2 separate regions of the Mus musculus genome follow, and region 2 is linked to region 1. Evidence: chromatin contacts called from ENCODE Hi-C or POLR2A ChIA-PET data. All regions are on one chromosome and are shown on one strand. The core of a region is the stretch at or near the end of the contact, and the rest is flanking DNA. Distances in the headings are between cores, read along the strand shown. Region 1 overlaps Farp1 (FERM, RhoGEF (Arhgef) and pleckstrin domain protein 1 (chondrocyte-derived)). Region 2 overlaps Farp1 (FERM, RhoGEF (Arhgef) and pleckstrin domain protein 1 (chondrocyte-derived)).

The links. Hi-C counts contacts between places; a loop is a spot of excess contacts on that map. ChIA-PET counts read pairs that join two places held with the same protein, here RNA polymerase II (POLR2A).
Region 2: a map of gastrocnemius shows a loop between it and region 1 (2.0-fold over the local background). The contact joins two enhancer-like sites. A Hi-C loop is called at or near these places in 1 of 37 maps with a recorded cell type or tissue (gastrocnemius). POLR2A ChIA-PET finds 5 or more read pairs at or near these places in 1 of 5 experiments (embryonic stem cell).

What each region holds. Positions count from the first base shown.
Region 1 is chr14:121,164,372-121,167,457 of GRCm38, forward strand. The region is part of intron 2 of Farp1 (FERM, RhoGEF (Arhgef) and pleckstrin domain protein 1 (chondrocyte-derived)); the gene reads left to right. Among named protein-coding and RNA genes, the nearest start is that of B930095G15Rik, 83 kb to the right of the region's middle. Within about 2 kb of position 1,580, at least 3 of the 3 ENCODE cell types and tissues checked have a DNase peak (open chromatin) inside an H3K27ac peak, as active enhancers do.
Region 2 is chr14:121,197,660-121,200,745 of GRCm38, forward strand. The region is part of intron 2 of Farp1 (FERM, RhoGEF (Arhgef) and pleckstrin domain protein 1 (chondrocyte-derived)); the gene reads left to right. Among named protein-coding and RNA genes, the nearest start is that of B930095G15Rik, 50 kb to the right of the region's middle. Within about 2 kb of position 1,457, at least 2 of the 3 ENCODE cell types and tissues checked have a DNase peak (open chromatin) inside an H3K27ac peak, as active enhancers do.

The DNA.
Region 1 (3,086 bases), core at 330-2,829:
GGAAGCCATCAAGATCTGTGATCTTGTCTCCAGCTGCCTGTGTTACTCTCCATTATCCACTGAGTCACCCATAGCAGCTTGTCTTTAGCTTCCCTTACCATCCTGCTTTCGCTCCTTGCCTAGGAGAAGACTTCTTGGTGGATTGGCTGATTGGTTATTTAGTATTTGCCCGATATCTTCTCTGACTCGGCTCTCTCACTTAAGAATAGAAAGGGATGTATTGCAATGTGTAGAAAACCTTTACAATTTTGTCTTCTCTGAGCTTAAGATCTTCGGAGTCAGAGGGAGAATGACATTAAATTATGCACGGGGTGATGTGTTAGATCCATTCATGCACATCTGCAGGTTGGTGTCCTTCTCCTTTGGCACAAAACCCAATTAGCTCACCTTGCCCACTGGGCCTTCTCGAACTGGCTGAGAAGCTTATGAAATTCCCTCTAAGCTTACCAGTATCGACTTAAAACCTAGCATTTCCTAGGGAGGCTTTCTGTTCCTAAATGGCTATTTCCTGTGTCCCTCAGTGGCCATTTCCTGTGCTACTCAGTGACTATTTCCTGTGTCTCTCAGAGGCTATTTCCTGTGTTTCTCAGAGGCTATTTTCTGTGTCTCTAAGTGGCTATTTCCTGTGCCCCTCAGTGGCTATTTCCCATGTCTCTCAGTGACCATTTCCTGTGTTCCTCAGTGACCACTTCCTGTGTCTCTCAGTGGCCATTTCCTGTGTTCCTCAGTGACTATTTCCTGTATCCCTCAGTGGCTGTTTCCTGTTTCCCCCAGTGGCTATTTCCTTCATCTCTCAGAGGCTATTTTCTGCATCTCGCAGTGGCTATTTCCTGCATCTCTCAGGGCTAATTCCTGTGTCCTTCAGTGGTTATTTCCTGTGTCTCTCAGGAATGATTTCCTGGGTCCCTCAGAGGCAATGTCCTGGGTCCCCCAGTGGCCATTTCCTGTATCCCTCAGTGGCTATTTCCTGTGACCTCAGAGGCGATTTCCTGGGTCCCCCAGTGCTCATTTCATTGTGTGCATGTGCTTATGTTATTATCTCCTGACAGGTGTGACGTCTTCTTTCACTTTACCCTTGATGTCTTTCATGATGCCTGGCATGTGGTGTCAACCTGACAGTTTGTTTACAAAGGCAAGCATTGTTTTCTTTCAATAGAGGTGGTGACACCTGCTTGCAGCATCCAGACGAACCCCCGCCAGAGATCCAGTAAATGAGGTGTATGTGCTGGGTGAGATACTGGCTTGTGTGGGACTTAAATGTTTGTTCTAAGCCTTCACAGCCTTCCCCCTCCATTACATAATTATTTATTTTTACCGAGTCCCCACATGTCTTAATTAAGCCCATCATATGTTATGAATTCTATTTCTGGGCGTTGTGGGCACAGCAGTTCCTACTGCCTTTTCTCTCCCCTGTCTGAGCCATTTCACTCAGTGGGATGATATTTTATAACTCATTAATGTTTGTAGTACTGTGTACTAAAATATTCTGTGTCAGCTGTCAGCTGTCACTGGTACCGAGCCTGCAGTCCATCATAATCTACTTTCATGCCAGGTTACATCTATGCCAAGACTTGGTGGTGAATCCAGTGGCCAGTAAGAGCCAAGTGCTCAGCCTGGGATTTACCCATGTGGGCAAGTCATTCCAACAAGCCTTTCTAGGCTGGGAGAAAGTTAACACTGGCTAATGGTAAGGACTGAAGTCTAGAGATGTACACTATGAAAGATCCAGATGGGTTAGCCCTGCCTTGGAAAGCCTTGTTTGTCTTTATATAGCCAGTGTCCTGCTAATCCTCACTGCTTTATAAACACGGTGGCCTCCTGTGACAGGCAAAGGCATGCACCTGAACTGTCGCACACAAGCATTCTGTGAGAGGTGCGGCTGCTGTTGGCAGCCTGTCAGCTTCTGCTGTGTTCGGGTCTGGGGTGAGACACCTGGGCCAGTGAAGCAGCAGGATGAGTTCTGCCTTAAGGACCCCCAGCAACCCAGGCGGCTGCAGAGCCCTAAGGACCCCCAGCAACACAGGCGGCTGCAGAGCCCTAAGGACCCCCAGCAACCCAGGCGGCTGCAGAGCCCTAAGGACCCCCAGCAACCCAGGCGGCTGCAGAGCCCTAAGGACCCCCAGCAACCCAGGCGGCTGCAGAGCCCTAAGGACCCCCAGCAACCCAGGCGGCTGCAGAGCCCTAAGGATCCCCAGCAACCCAGGCAGCTGAAGAGCCGTGATTTCCACAGGCTGGAACACCTGTGCTTTTCCTTTCCCGGGACTCTAGAAGAGCCTGCGCCATTCTGGAGGCTGTCACTGTGGTTAGTCCGTCCTGAGAGATGCTATCTCACTAAAGGTCCTATATCTAAGGATATCAGCATGTGTTGCTACAGGGACCCATGAAGTAGATTAATATTAGTCTGGGAAGGAACTGGAAAGGAGATGTACGCCTTTATAAACAGATAAAGAAATAGCCATCTCTGTTTCTTTCTCTATACACCCCCAATATCCTTCTCATTCTATCGTGAAGTTCAAACTTTTGATGTATGGAGATAAATTTTCTTTGGAGGAATGAGGTTGGGAGAAGGTGATTTATCACTCCCAGCCAAGCTCTGCTTCTAGAAGATCCTCTGACTATGCATGGCTAAGCAGGTAGGCCCCTGTCCTCAGGCCCTGAGACCCAGTGCTATGGTCACACCTCCATGTGCTCTGGTAGCCAAGGACACAGGCTTCTGATGACCTTGAAGCCTCTGCCTGTGACTTAGAGATATGCAGGGAGTACCAGACAGCTGAGGAATTCACACAGAGCCATTTGCAGAAGGCTGCTTGTCTTCATCCCCTGCCTCTCTGTACATTGTATTCTGTCTCAGTGGCCCATGGCTTTGGTCTGAGTTCTTTCTGTGGAGTTTATACCTTGCATATGTGAAAGAGCAGCCCAGAAACACATGTAGTAAAAGCATGCTCAAATCTTAGCAGGTATCACCTCAGGTGCCAGTAGTACAGTAGTGACGTGACCGAGCATGTCACAATATTCTATTACAACAAGACAGACAAAGGACTGGCTACTTGATATGCTGGCAGGAAGCACCAAGAAGGGGAAAACAA
Region 2 (3,086 bases), core at 207-2,706, 33 kb after region 1:
GAAAGCAATAGGTTAATCAGTCATATCTAGTAATATAAAATCTTTCCCCAAAAGAAAGGGGAAAGATTTTATGATAACTCACATACTCAAGAATTACTTCCATCAAATCAGACAGTGACATGGGTTTTTTACCCACGTTCTATGCATATGAGGTCCCCTCCTAGATTCATCTGGGATTATACCTATGTCCAATATTCAGATTCAAAGCAGTGAGATTTGTTTTATAATGGATCTGGCTACATAACCCAGACTGGCCTCAAATTTGCAATCCTCCTGCCTCAGATTCCTCTGAGAGCTGCCATTGCAGGCATGTAGTGATTTAGTTATTTTAATTTTTAAAAATTTATGTTCATGTGTATGAAAAAATAGATGCCATGTGAATGTGGGTGAATGCTGGGAACTGAACCTGGAACCCTCTGGAAGAACAAAAAGTACTGACAATTAATATTATATCATCTCTCCAGACTCCAACTTATGTGATTTTTTAAAAAAAAAACATTTTTTATGTAATTTTAAATTGAGGAGACTTTGCATAAAAAGGACTTTAAAGCCCTTTCTCAGGGTTGAGAAATATGTTCCTGTTCTCTCCACTGAGCAGTTAGAAACCTGCAGAGCCACAGCCGTAGAGCCACTGTCACAGATTCCTCTGTGGACAGAGGACTCCGACTTCAGAGATTGACTCCCGGGGGGAAGCTGGAAGCCAAGGTCACGTGGCTGCATGTGAAGGAAGATGAGAACCCAGCAGCATCGCCGGCCGTTGGCACTACAAAGCCCTCCCTTCTGCTCAGATAGTCACTTTGCCCCTTTCTTCAGAACAGTGATTTTTTTTTTTGAACGTCATGTAATATCAGGTGTTACACCCTCACCCCCAAACCTCCCAACTCCTGAGAAAACCCGGGTTCTGAGGCTAAGGTGCATTTTGTGGCTTAGACCACTGGACTGGAAGAGACTAGGTAGACCCTAAGAAACAGGCACGAGGTTTTCTGGCTGGAACGCCTATTCTTCAGTGGCTGCAACCCGGTTTTTCCTTGTCTTGTTCATTCTTGATGTGCTATTTTGTTCCCTTGCCTGTTAGATGAAAGCTTTAGATCTTTTGATATTAATGAAATTTAGAATTTCTTACTACTACAAGGACTAGTCTCTCATGTCAGGAGCAGACTAAAAACCCCACCCCCGCCCCCCAAAAGACTGGATGTTCTCTCTGAACCACTTCTTACACGTGTTTTCCAGAGAGCAGCAGAAATCCCCCACACCTACACACACACACACACACACACACACACACACACACACACACACACACACACACACACCGTGTGCCCAACCCTGGAATTCAGGAAGAAGGGAGTTCTGTGCTCAGGACACTGGTTACATGGTCCATGAATTACAGCGTGGCTGAAAGGACCCATTCTCTCCTGTCCTGGACGCTGGGGCTCCCTGAAACCCAATCTGATGTGTGCTTAATGAGTGTTCCCAACACCAAGGCTCAGTGCCGAGGGAAACAAGGAGACAGTGTGTCCTTACAGGCAGCATGGCCACCCATGCTTCCGCACAGGGCAGAATGGCAGCGTTTGTGTGTAGACTCACGGGCAGGCCTAAACATTTAGCTAAATCCTCCCAGAATGAAAGCTTTGTTCCAGCTCCCGAGAGCTGAGGTGTAAAGTTTTACTTCCTGTCTGTGGTGATCACGCTGTTTCCTGTCCAGGGTACCAGACAGCTCTTCACTTCTCGAGTTATTCACCATCGTTTTATCCCCTCTGAAGCACCATGGTTGTCATTACCATGGCGGAGACTTGATAGAGTTTACTGTACTGTGCTTGCCCCTCTAGTATTTTGGAGTATCCCGAGTCCTCAGCCCTGTGGAGGAGGTCCGTCATAGTGTCCCTGTCACAGAAGTGGAAATTAAGGTGCAGATGAGCACAGCCATGTTACTGTTCACGGTGCTGCCTTCTGTGTTGAAGTGGCCTAGTGTGCAGCACAGATGAGGTTCGTATGTGGATACTTATTGATGTCAAGTATCTAACTGCACAGGAGATATTCCCTACAGGGAAAACTGCAGTCAACCCCTGTCATGATTTGAAATAGATAGCTATGCACCATATAATGTCATCCTGTCCACTGTGAACTGCCAGCCACCATGGTGGCCCCAGGGGATGATAGTGGAGCTGAAGAATTCCTGGAGCCTTTGGACAGGATAGCCACAATACTGCCCCCATGGACTGTGACAATGCTGGTGTAAACTACGGCAGCCATGCGAAAGCATATCACAGGCATTGTGCACAGTGTGTAGTGCTAGCGATAACCAGAGACCATGGTCCCCTGCGCCTATGCTGTGTGTCTTTGGCAGTGGGCCAAATAGATGCAGATATACACCATGTGATACGGTGTTCATAGTGTGGTATGCCATGGGGTGTGTCATTCAGGCTAGAGAAGTTCACTGTGACGTTTTGTGACCATATCACAGCTGCCAAGACATGCTCTGGGGACTTCTCCTCAAGCGGTCAGCATAGTATACTCTTGAAGTACGTTTTGAAAACCCTGAGCCGTTTTGAACTTTGCAAGCTGTCTTTCCATTTTTTTTTCTTCCTCTTAAAGTTTCTGCCCTGAGATCAGCTTCCCCCATTCATTCTGAGATGCTCCGTGGGTCTTTACAGGTGGGAAACATAAAGTTTTTGTTCCCTGTGTTTCCTTTCCTATTAGAATTTCATCCTCCTTGGTCCCTGGTGTGGAGCTCGGATTCAGATCTCAGAGGTGTTGTGGAAGATCTGCAGTCTAACCCTGCCCCGAGTTCCTTTCTTACGTGTTGCTGCCAGTCCCCAGCATCACCCTCCCCCGTCACCCTCCCCTCTAACTCTTACAGCTAAGATTTTACTTCTCCCTCACCATGTTTAGTCCTAAGAACTCTCACACATTTACCAAATATCCATCCTCCTCCACAGCCTCCTGGGTTTAGCTGTGTCGCTTTGTAAATTACAGGCTCTCGGGTACCGGAATACACAAGCTTTAAGAGAATTTTACCTCACCCTTTGCTACTGGAGTACAGCCTCGTCTATTGCTGACCTCAAATGAGTCCAGCCTAATCTGGT